Regions from separate parts of the Homo sapiens genome. Here regions 2 and 3 are each linked to region 1. The links are chromatin contacts, found by Hi-C or POLR2A ChIA-PET in ENCODE. All regions are on one chromosome and are shown on one strand. Each heading gives the region's core, a stretch centred on a gene start or an enhancer-like site at or near the end of the contact. The rest is flanking DNA. Distances are from core to core; before and after follow the strand shown.

Region 1 (3,899 bases), core at 998-3,497:
GCCTTGCCACAGTGCTTCAATTTTAGGCAGATCTATGAGCCAACTGGAGCCAAAGAGACGCAAAGAACAGTTTGTCAGGAATCACAGGATAGAAATTGTTGCCACTAGACTTGAAATTGGAAGGACATGAGTCTGAAGCTACCACAGCTGTATTGGGACCAGGAGGGAAGCATCTGCCCAAAACTACAGCCCAATCAAGAGGTGAGACCTGAAGGATGAAGAGAGAGAAAGAAACCAGATCCAGCTGTACCTGAAGCCCACCCTGCTGTCAAACAACAAAGTCCCCTTCTGCTTCAGTTTGCCTGGGTCTATAAGCATGGACAAAACACCTTACTTTGCTTTCTCTTACTCTATGAAGGGTACGTGGTTATGGCCAAATATGTAAAAAATACAGGAAAGTATAAGTAAGAAAAATCCGGCCGGGCTCAGTGGTTCATGCCTGTAATCCCAGCACTTTGGGAGGCCAAGGCAGGCAGATCACAAGGTCAGGAATTCGAGACCAGCCTGGGCAATATGGTGAAACCCCGTCTCTCCTAAAAATACAAAAATTGGCTGGGCGCTGTGGCTCATGCCTGTAATCCCAGCACTTTGGTAGGCTGAGATGGGCGGATCACCTGAGGTCAGGAGTTTGAGACCAGCCTGGCCAATATGGTGAAACCTCGTCTCTACTAAATACAAAAATTAGCCAGGCGTGGTGGCAGGCACCTGTAGTCCCAGCTACTGGGGAGGCTGAGGCAGGAGAATCACTTGAACCTGGGAGGCAGAGGTTGCAGTGAGCTGAGATCACGCCACTGCACTCCAGCCTGGGCGACAGGGTGAGACTCCATCTCAAAAAAAAAAAAAAAAAAAATCCATCCATAACCCCATAACCTAGAGATAATGATCAAAGTGAACTTATTGTTCCTAAAATTTACTTTGAAGACAGGAAAACCACCACTCATGAGCACCTTCAAGCATGTCAGTAACCCAAAACCAGATCCCTTCACAAGTTTCTCCATTTAAGCCGCACGACAGGAGTTTGTAGCTCATTTCTGTTTAGCTGTAGAGAGTAGTTCTAGCAGGCTTTTGACTTAGATTTAAGGATTTTTTTTTCTCCTCCCACATTCAGAAGCCATAAATCTGTACTCCAGGAAGCCAGAGGCATAGTATGAGGAGACAATCCCTATTCTGGGCTTGGCCCAGAATCAAACGCCTTTTTGCTAGAACAGCTGAGCTGGCTGAGGGAGCCGCCTGTCTCAGAGGAGCAGCTGGCATTTCAGGTGTGCCTTTTTTTTTTTTTTAATTATACTTTAAGTTCTAGGGTACATGTGCACAACGTGCAGGTTTGTTACATATGTATACATGTGCCGTGTTGGTGTGCTGCACCCATTAACTCGTCATTTACATTAGGTATATCTCCTATGCTATCCCTCCCCCCTCCCCCCACCCCAGGTGAAACCCAGTCTCTACTAGAAATACAAAAATTAGCTGGGCGTGGTGGCTCGTGCCTGTAGTCCCAACTACTTGGGAGGCTGAGACACAAGAATCCCTGGAACCCAGGAGGCGGAGGCTGCAGTGAGCCGAGATCGCGCCACTGCACTCCAGCCTGGGCGACAGAGCGAGATTCCGTCTCAAAAAAAGGAAAAAAAAAAAAAAAGAAGATATTCTCATGCCCTTTGGAAATGAGGCACCTAAGCCTCAGAGAAGTTAAGTGCCCCAGTACGCTGCACATTTAGAACTCAAACCCAAGCCCCTGCTTCTAAAAACCGTGTTCGTTCCGCCACCCCACAGCTGCCCCTCTATTTTTGTAGGGTGATTCTACAGAACTGGGAAGGTAAGGAGTTGTAGAAACCCTCTGCCACATTTTATTCTTTGCCTTTCGTAGAAAAAGATCATACTTACGTTGCTTTGACTCACTCTGAAGATTAACCTGGAATTGCGTCTCTTCTTGGACAAGTCAGAAGTCCTTTCAACTATCCTTTTCAATTATCTTCTCCTGTCTGGTAGTTTCCCATCTAGAATTTTAATTCACGAAGACTGGAAACAGGACTTCACAAAATGTCATCCTGGCACATTTTCCAGGAGGAACGGTTTTATTTATAAACAAATAATCGGAGCATTTTCATTTCGCTATGATGATCGCTGTAATTGGCAGAATCACAGTCGCGCTGGGGCTCGAGGCTCCCGGAGGCCGGGGGGTAGGCACGGCGCGGACGCACCCTAGGATCGCCGCCAGAGGGCGCCAGCGCGCTCCTTCGCGTCTGCTGCTGCCCTGATGAAAACGCTCACAGCGCACGCGGTACAGACGGAGCAAATCCTATGAACTTCTCCAGCCCAGTTTAGAACAAGGGAAAGGGGAGCGCGCGGTACCGGCTGTCCACTCCGCGGTCCTCCTGGCTCAAGTCACCCTGAGTCTTCCCCCAGCTGACAAAGGCGATCGGACGCACAGCCAGGACCCAGAACCGTGGATGGATCCACTTTGCCAATATATTGAAAAAACTGATGCCATGTTGAGAGAAGAGAGAAATCTATTTTTGTAAGAAATGTTACTTTACACATACTTTGCTGATTTTTTATCTCAAAAAACCCAAGACCTGGTGTAGTGTCCAGTAACTCAGTTGCCTGGAGCCCTATGCAATGAGACTGAATTTCCATGGGGCCCGGTTAGTAGCTTTAAATCATTTTCAGGCAAGGCGTACACACACACACACACACACACACACACACACACACACACACACACACGTATATACACAGAGAGAGAGAGAGCTCACCTGGTACTTCTCTTTCGTTTCATGGTGACACATTACAGTGCACACAACTTGACCAGCTTACAGGTGCTAGAAATGGAAGTCTGAGGCTGACAACTCAAGGGTGTGTGTGTCAGGGGCAACAGCTCCGTAGATGGGTATTATTAACTATAATTACACCAACCCAGCCTCTTTTGAAAATTGATCAGAGATGCTTTTTCTTGTCTTGATGAGTAGGTCGGAGTAATTATCATTTGCACTGGGAAATAATACCATTGGTTCTAGGGCTGATGTCTGCAAAGCTGGCTTCACTGTTTCTTGGACTTGTCTTTCATCACATACCTCAAGTCTCTCTGAGAAAGAAACTAATTCACTATTGTTTCTCCGCTGTGGGAGAGGAAGGCTGTGGGTAGGGAGTAAACTATAACCGAGATGTACACTTACTGTATTTCATGGTGGTTAGTGCCCTGGAACCAACGTTTTTGTTTCGTTTTTCAAATGCAACAGTCTGACAGGTTTTACTAATACTAGCCCTCATCTGGCTTTTACTGAGGTGTCTGTCTCGTGTTACAAACCATTCTGTGTACTGAGGATACAGCAGTGAAAAACAGTTAAAAAAAAAAAAAAAAAAAAAAAAGCCAGGCGCAGTGGCTCAAGCCTGTAATCCCAGCACTTTGGGAGGCCAAGAAGGGCCGATCACTTGAGGTTGTGAGTTCAAAGCCAGCCTCACCAACATGGTGAAACCCTGTCTCTACTAAAAATACAAAAATGTATTTGTACATGGTGGCACATGCCTGTAGTCGCAGCCACTCGGGAGGCTGAGACAGGAGAATTGCTTGAAGCTGGGAGGCTGATGTTGCAGTGAGCCAAGATCGCACCACTGCACTCCAGACTGGGCGACAGGGCAAAACTCCCTCTCCAAATAAAAAAGCTCTAAGTAATCAAATAACCAAGTAATTAATTACCCAAAGTCAGTCAGCAAATGAGTCAGAATTCAAGCCACAATAGCTATTATTCACACTAGTCACTCCTAAATTTTTTTATTTAGTGACAGTGTTTAAATTGAGCTAAGAATGTCTAACAGTATCTGAGTAGCTAAAGATTTGGAAAGTCTTGTCTTCTGCCATCCAACATTTGGTAAAGACATGGTTATTTTAGCCAGCATCCTTT
Region 2 (3,899 bases), core at 428-2,927, 850 kb after region 1:
AGAAATCCCCTCTGCTCCACTAGTCATCCCTTCCCCACCCCACCTTACCCCAAAACCACAGATTTTTTTTTAACTGTCTCTATTGTTTTGCCTTTTCCAGTGTCATAGAGTGGAATTACATAATATGTAGCCTTTCAGATTGGCTTCTTTCACTTAGTAATATGCATGTAAGTTTCTTCCATGTCTTCTCAGAGCTCAATAGCTCATTTCGTCTTAGCCCTGAATAACATGCCGTTGTCTGGGTGTTCCATAGTTTGTTTATCCATTCGCCTGCTTAAAGACATCTTGATTGTCTCCAGGTTTTGGTAATTATGAATAAAGCTGCTATAAACATCTGTGTGCAGTTTTTTGTGTAGTTGTAAGTTTTTAACTCATTTGAGTAAATACCAAGGAGCATGATTGCTGGATCTTATGGCAAGACTGTATTTAGCTTTGCAAGAAATGATCACACTGTGCTCCGAAGTGGCTGCACCACGTTGCATTCCCATCAGCAATGAATGAGAGTTTCTGTGGCTCCCATCCTCACCAGCATGTTCTCAGGGTTCTTGGTTTCTCAGTATGTTTGACATTCTCAGTGTTTTGAATTTGAGCTGTTCTAATAAGTGTGCAGTTGTATCTCACTGTTGACTTAATTCATAATTTCTGAATGACATTTGATGTTAAGCCTCTTTACCTATGCTTACTTGCCATCTGTATATCTTTTTTGGTGAAGTATCTGTTCAGATCTTTTGCTCATTTTCTAATTAGGCCATCTCTTTTCTTATGGTTGAGTATAAGAGTTCTTGGCATATTTTGGACATCAGTCATCAGACATGTGTTTTGCAAATATTTTCTCCTGGCCTGTGGCTTGTCTTGTTCTCACAGGCTGCTATGCATTTGGATGTTTAGGAGGACCAGTGAGGACAACACCGGTGTCTCCCACGGTGTGCTTGTGTGTGTGCAGAGGAATATACTCACTGGAAAGCAGACTGAGATGTGAGGCCACATCTAGGCAATGGGAGAGAGTTTGGAATGGAGGAACATTTGTTTTGGGTGGAAATATGTCAGCTTTCATTGCTTTAGCTCCATCCTTCTATTCATCCAACCAATATTTATGAGGTGCCTGCTATGTACCCAGTATGATTCTAGGTATCAGGAAAGCAAAGATCAGTGAGAAGAGTCCCTACCTTCAAAACACTCACAGGCCAGTTTGGGAGGTGGTCATTTCAATGCAGTGTGAAAATGCCCCAATCTCCAGTGTGGGCAACATAGGGAGACCCTGTCTCTACAAAAGTTAGAAGAAAAAAAAAAAAAAAACAGAGGCATAGTGGCCTGTGTCTGTAGTCCCAGTGACTCAAGGGAATGAGGTTGGAGGATTGTTTGAGCCCAGGAATTCAAGGCTGCAGTAAGCTATGATCATGCCACTGCACTCCAGCCTGGGTAACAGAGCGAGACTCCAACTCAAAAACAAGCACCCCAGTGGAGGGAAGGGTGGGGTGTGGAGGGGACGGGGAAGGTTGTTGGGTAAGGGGCAATAACAGGAGAAGGGAGAAGGAGAATCAGTATGAAGATCTCACCTACTCCATGGTCTCCACTAGGGAGCGTTCCGTCTCCTGCTGAGCCATTTGCACAGGTGCCCAGGAGAATCCCATTACTAGAGGGCAAAGGGCAGGGGGCCCCCCCACACCATGCTCTCACTGTTGCAGCCACAGCTTCCTCTTTGTCACTTTCACAGGCTACCTTCATCCCCAAACAGGAACTGCTGCAAGGCCCGCAGCAGCCATGGGTGAGTGGCTCTGGAGATGGGGTAAGTGGCCTACGCACCCCAGAGGAACAGCTGGCAGCCTAGTCTTCGGGCAGCAGCTCCACTCAGCCCTGGGGAATGACAGATACAGGTGTGTTCCCTCAGGTGCATATGTGCATGTGCTTGTGTGCAACTTCCTCCTCTGCTCTCATTCCTGCAAGGTGCATTCTCAGAAGGCTGTTACTCCACAGTCACTACGGTTGTGAAGCGGAACCAGACAACTTCCCATTTTCGAGGTTCTACAATTGGCAATATGGGAAAATCTTACCCCATTACCACCCAACTCGATTCTTTCAATGCAAGCTTGTCTAACCCATAGCCTGCAGGCCACATGTGACCCAGGATGACTTTGGATGTGGCCCAGTGCAAATTCGTAAACTTTCTTAAAATATTATAAGATTGTTTTGCAATACATCAGTATCGTTAGCGTTAGTGTATTTTATATGTGGCCCAAGACAATTCTTCTTCTGATGTGGCCGAGGGAAGCCAAAAGATTGGATACTCCTGCGTAAGGGGGAAATGCATGTTTATAGTCATATATATATATTTTTTTTTTCTAATTTTTTTTTTGCACCCAGTGCAGTGGCACAATCATAGCTTGCTGCAGACTCAAACTCCTGGGCTCAAGTCATTCTCCCACCTCAGCCTCTGATTAAACCATCCTCTTACCTCAGCCTCCTTAGTAGCTAGGACTACAGGTGTAAGCCACCACGCCTTGCTAATTTTTAGATTTTTTGTAGAGACAGGGTCTCACTATGTTGCCCAGGCTATTCTCAAATTCCTGGGCTCAAATGATCCTCCCACCTCAACCTCCCAAAGTGCTGGGATTACAGGCATGAGCCACCACGTCCAGCTGCTTATAGTAAAATATCCTAATGACTATAGACAATAATGTAAGATGAAAAGTCAAAGTCCTCATTAATCTGACCATGATCACTGTTATCCTCCCTGGAGAGAGTCACTGTTAAGAATTTCTTGGATCGTCTTCCAGGCCTTCCCTAAGTGCAAATACACATAAGTCTTTGTTTGTATAAAAATAGGCCATAAAATATACACAGTTCTGTGACTTCCTTACTCACTTACGTCTGTATCTTGAACATATTTCCAGGTCACTATAGAGAATCCAATCTCTCTTTTGTTTGCAATCAATCTCTCTTCTCTTTTTTAAGACAACCAGTTATGCCAGTGAAGTGCCCTAAACTAGAGATAGCTGGGGCGCTGTCAGCCACCTTAACAGTGAGAAGAAGCAACAGGATGAAGTGGAAACAGCGTCACACAGATGGAGCCTCGAATCCCAGCATGCTAGCCATGTGTCATCTTCATAGTCTTCCTAACGTCTGTGGCCTCAGATGCCACATCAGTAAATGGCACACCATATGTGATTTAGGCTAAGGGCCTGAGTGTAATAGTTGCTTAGGAATTATAGCCCTTCTTAAATAAATGGAGAAACAGTCCATGTTCATGGATTGGAAGCCTCAATGTTATTAAGATGGCAAATCTCCCCAGAGTGACCTGTAGATGCAACACAATCCCTATCAAAATCCCAGCAGGCTTTTCACTCCTTTTTAATAAGGACACCGGTCATATTGTATTAAGGTCCATCCTAATGACCTCATCTTAACTCAGCTACATCTGCAAACACCTTAATCCAAATATGACATTCTGAGGTACTGGGATTAGGGCTTCAAAATATCTTTTTGGGGGAACACAAGTCAACCCATAACAGATAATTAACACAAATACATGGAAAACTATCCCATATTCATGGATTGGAAGTACTAATAGTATTTAAATGTCCATATTACCCAGAGGTCTAGAGATTCAATGCAATCCCTATCAAAATACCCATAATGTTCTTCACAGAAGTGGGAGTAAACAATCTTAAAATTCATGTGGAAATGCAAAAGACCCTGGATAGCCAAAGCAATCGAGTAAAAGGAACAAAGCTGGAGGTCTCACCACAACACATGGTTAAGGAGTTAAAATGGGACATTTGAAACTTTATATTACTACAGAGTTTAATGCAAGATTCATGCAGATTTTTAAAAGATAAACCACGACACGTCACAGGAATATCTAGCTTTTGATATGTCCCCATGCCTTCCACAGGTACCCT
Region 3 (3,899 bases), core at 132-2,631, 700 kb before region 1:
CACATGCACACGTATGTTTATTGCGGCACTATTCACAATAGCAAAGACTTGGAACCAACCCAAATGTCCAACAATGATAGACTGGATTAAGAAAATGTGGCACATATACACCATGGAATACTATGAGGCCATAAAAAATGATGAGTTCATGTCCTTTGTAGGGACATGGATGAAATTGGAAATCATCATTCTCAGTAAACTATCGCAAGAACGAAAAACCAAACACCGCATATTCTCACTCATAGGTGGAAACTGAACAATGAGAACACACGGACACAGGAAGGGGAACATTACACTCTGGGGACTGTTGTGGGGTGGGGGGAGGGGGGGAGGGATAGCTTTAGGAGATATACCTAATGCTAGATGACGAGTTGGTGGGTGCAGCACACGACCATGGCACATTTATACATATGTAACTAACCTGCACATTGTGCACATGTAACCTAAAACTTAAAGTATAATAATAATAAAATAAAAACAAAAAAAAAACAAATACATGAAGAGATACAGTTCCTATGAACAATTAAGCCCCATTATTTTATTTACACATACACCTTTAATTCATTTCATGACTGGAGAATAAATCATAAAACATATGAGAGTGAGGTGGTCAAAGGTAAGGATGAGGGAGGGCAGGAGGGAGGCAAAGGACTTACTCCTGTTGGAAGACTGAATAGAAAAAGGTTGACTTAACACTAGAGTGACTAGAGGAGTCCTGCAGAAAGATGCCGGACAAAGCATTCTGGGCGCTAAAGAACACAGAGCAGAGCATATTAAAATCTTTGAAAAATCCTAAATGATATTTGCAGTGAAGCAGCAGAAAATACACATTAGTGTTCTAGGATGCATATCTTGCAATATATAGATCTATACTTTTTTACAGATCAGTTTATCAATAATCTTAGTAATCCACCAAAAAAATTGCTTATGCACAGCAGCTTAAGTTACCAATAACTTATAAGTTCTTCAGAGGAAAAGCCCTAGGTCAGTGATTTAAATTCAAGGGCAGCACATTATAATTACAGTTGAAAAAGGGAGAAGGTATCATAATTTATGCAATGTCTAATGATTTACATATTGAATTAATTTACATGTTAATCATAATAAGCATGTTTATGGTTCTTAAAATTATATAAGCACATTTTGTTACAGTCAGTGAGGTGATGTATCATCTCCTATACAATTCTCATTACCCAGAACCTAAAAATTGCCATTAACAAAAAAGTATATCTTTTTGTTCTTTCATTAACAATGGGCTTCAGTACAATGAAATCTCACCTGCACAAATGTTCTCACTCATTTCCTTTTAATGTCAGAACAGATTTCTGTTTAGAGTTAAATATTCCCTTCCATTGTTTACAAGCCAGACACTGCCTGAGAAATAGAAAGTGAAAATGACTAGCCAATTTTCACTGCTTAAGAGTGAAATGAAAGCAAGTCATCTGCATAAAGTGACAAAGTTAAACTTAGAACTTTAAAATGTTAAGGTGATGTTTGTAAGCAAGAAAAAAACTTTACCCTAATCACAACCCTTCAACAAAAGCAGAAAGGAAGCATCAGGATTAAAGATACAATAGAGAATTTACAAATGATATTCTCTACTCACCTCTAGACAATAATCCTTGAGTGGGTGAAATGTTGCAAAAAAGAAATGCTCCTGAATGCGTTGCCAATTCTTCTTGGCATTCCTAAGGATTAAAAATATGGTATGAGCCACAGACAAATGAAACAACTCTGGTGAGGGGAGAATCAATTCAGTATCTTAAAGGGTGGCTGCAGAGTTGAGAAGGAACAGAAAATTTTATGAACTTTATCCTAAGATTTATACACACCTCTCCAAGATCAATACATACTTTAAAAACTGACACTTAATAAATTTCACATTTTGAAATGGAACCTTAAACCTATGTCTGGCAGAAAACTCTTTTTTCCAGGAGAGAAAACCATTACATAAAAGTCACCTTTTCTACTCCAAAGACTCATACCATGCAGCCAAGTTGTACCTACTTTCACAAACCAAACAAATTTACTATGAGCAGCGTTTAAATTTTTAAAACATCTGTTGTCAAGTTTATGTTTTAAAAGGCAAAAAAGGTAGGGATAAAAGTTATACAATATGGCAGGCAGGTTTCAGATAAAATTCATGATCATCAACCCATAAACTAAGCAGCAATTTCAAGACATTTTTCTGGCAAGATCACGCTCCTGCCCTGACCAGTGTGTCTTCTTCACTCCCTGGAGTTCCTATGCCCTCCCCAACCCTCTCACTATCAGCAGACAGCCATGCCTCACACATCACAGGAGACAGGAGTGAGAGATCTTTCTTCTTCCTGCCACCTCCTTACCCACCTGTCCTCTTTTCTCCTTCACTGTCAAGAGTCTCTCTTCAAAGGGCAATACCCTGCCCCGCAACAGATCCCATTCCCCTGGGTTTTGCCCTATCTCCCCCAACTTCCGCATCTCCCCTCTTCTCTATTCTAGCCTTTCCTTCAGCCTTTTCAAAAGGGCTTTTGTATCTAGTCTTAAAAAACAAAACAAAACCTTATTAAAGTGTCCATCAGTAATGGACTCAAGCGATATCCTAAGGCAAATGGAATATTAGGTAGCTGTTAAAAGAAAAGCAAGTTTACTGGAGTTTCACCTTTGGTGGGAGAAGGAAGGAGACTGTCTCGTTTTCATTCGATGCCTTTCTGCACTGTTCAACTTCCTGACTATGAGTATCACTTAAAAACAACTAATGTTACCAAAAATGAAACAGAAGCCCTCTTTTGACAGCACCCCCACCACTAGCTGTTGAACTTTCTAATATACTATTTTTTGAGAGAATTTTCTAAATAAGTTGACTCTGTCTCACCTTCATCACCCATTTTTTGAAAAGTTAAAGACATGAAATATTTTAAATATTCCGAATATTCAGGTAAAGAAAATTATAGACACCAGTAAACCTACCACTCTGATGTAATATATGTTAATGTATCATCCTATCCACATTTGGACTTTGTTTGTTTGTTTTTTTTTTGAGACAGGGTCTCACTCGGTTGCCAGGCTGGAGTGCAGTGGTGCAATCTCCGCTCACTGCAGCCTCAACTTCTTGGGCTCAGGTGATTCTCTCACCTCAGCCTCCCGAGGTGCTGGGACTACAGGTGCATGCCACCATACCCCGCTAACTTTTTTTTATTATTATTATTTTTATAGAGAACGGGGTTTTGCCATGTTGCCCAGGCTGATCTTGAACTCCTGGGCTCAAGCAATCCACTCACCTCGGCCTCGCAAAGTGCTGGGATTACAGGCGAGAGCCACTGCAGCTGGCCCCCTCTTGTACCTATTTTAATTTGGTTTCAATCCCCTAATTATGCTATCGAATGGCTCTTGATAAATCCAGTCAGTACTTTAGGCCCTTGTTTACCTTACCTCAAAGCCTGTCCATTTCTCTGTCCCTCTACTAATCTCATACTAATCTAAATCACAATTTTCCTCCCACTCTCTCTTGCTCACCTCCGATCTGCTCTTCACACTTTAATGCAAAAGAAAACTGGATGACGTCATTCTCAAGTTTAACTTTTTGCTGGCTTCCCCATTCACTCAACATCAACCCAAGCCTGGCCCTGGCTCCCTCCATCTTGGGACTGCTCTGTTGCTTCCCTCAGCCAGACCAAGCTTGCTTTAGTTAAAGCTCTGGGCAAATCAAGTGGGGCTGGCCGTTCCCAAACACAGTGTCTTCTGCACAGAAATCTCTTTCCTTCAGTCTTCATTGACCTAGCTCCTATTCATGCTTTAGATTTTAATGTAAACATCATGTTACTTAGAAAGGCTTTCCCTAAACCACCCAGACTGAACAGTCTGTATTTCCTCATCACCACATTTACTTTTCTGTGATTTATTTTAAAACTTTCCTCATC

Evidence for each region. A loop is a pair of places that touch in the nucleus more often than their neighbours do. ChIA-PET counts read pairs that join two places held with the same protein, here RNA polymerase II (POLR2A). Pooled maps may share reads with other maps.
Region 2: a loop to region 1 is called in a pooled map, with 5 times the contacts of the local background. The contact joins two enhancer-like sites. A Hi-C loop is called at or near these places in 1 of 168 maps with a recorded cell type or tissue (mammary epithelial cell), 1 of 37 single-sample maps with no recorded cell type and 2 of 50 pooled maps.
Region 3: a pooled map shows a loop between it and region 1 (4-fold over the local background). The contact joins two enhancer-like sites. A Hi-C loop is called at or near these places in 1 of 37 single-sample maps with no recorded cell type and 3 of 50 pooled maps. POLR2A ChIA-PET finds 5 or more read pairs at or near these places in 3 of 52 experiments (B cell, GM12878 and OCI-LY7).

Annotation. Positions count from the first base shown.
Region 1 is chr1:235,102,149-235,106,047 of GRCh38, forward strand. No RefSeq gene overlaps it. Among named protein-coding and RNA genes, the nearest start is that of SNORA14B, 24 kb to the right of the region's middle. RefSeq lists a silencer at 2,132-2,301 and an enhancer at 2,922-3,061. Within about 2 kb of position 2,248, at least 7 of the 41 ENCODE cell types and tissues checked have a DNase peak (open chromatin) inside an H3K27ac peak, as active enhancers do; they include GM12878 and mammary epithelial cell, where a contact is called at or near this core.
Region 2 is chr1:235,953,159-235,957,057 of GRCh38, forward strand. All of the region lies in intron 2 of LINC02768 (long intergenic non-protein coding RNA 2768), which reads right to left. It overlaps LOC105373215 (a long non-coding RNA gene), which reads left to right. Exons shown (of 5, transcript XR_002958490.2): 4 at 1,715-1,874. Among named protein-coding and RNA genes, the nearest start is that of LINC02768, 17 kb to the right of the region's middle. Within about 2 kb of position 1,678, at least 9 of the 41 ENCODE cell types and tissues checked have a DNase peak (open chromatin) inside an H3K27ac peak, as active enhancers do; they include mammary epithelial cell, where a contact is called at or near this core.
Region 3 is chr1:234,399,575-234,403,473 of GRCh38, forward strand. It overlaps TARBP1 (tRNA guanosine 2 -O-methyltransferase TARBP1), which reads right to left. Exons shown (of 30, transcript NM_005646.4): 25 at 1,607-1,688. Among named protein-coding and RNA genes, the nearest start is that of COA6-AS1, 28 kb to the left of the region's middle. Within about 2 kb of position 1,382, at least 5 of the 41 ENCODE cell types and tissues checked have a DNase peak (open chromatin) inside an H3K27ac peak, as active enhancers do; they include GM12878, where a contact is called at or near this core.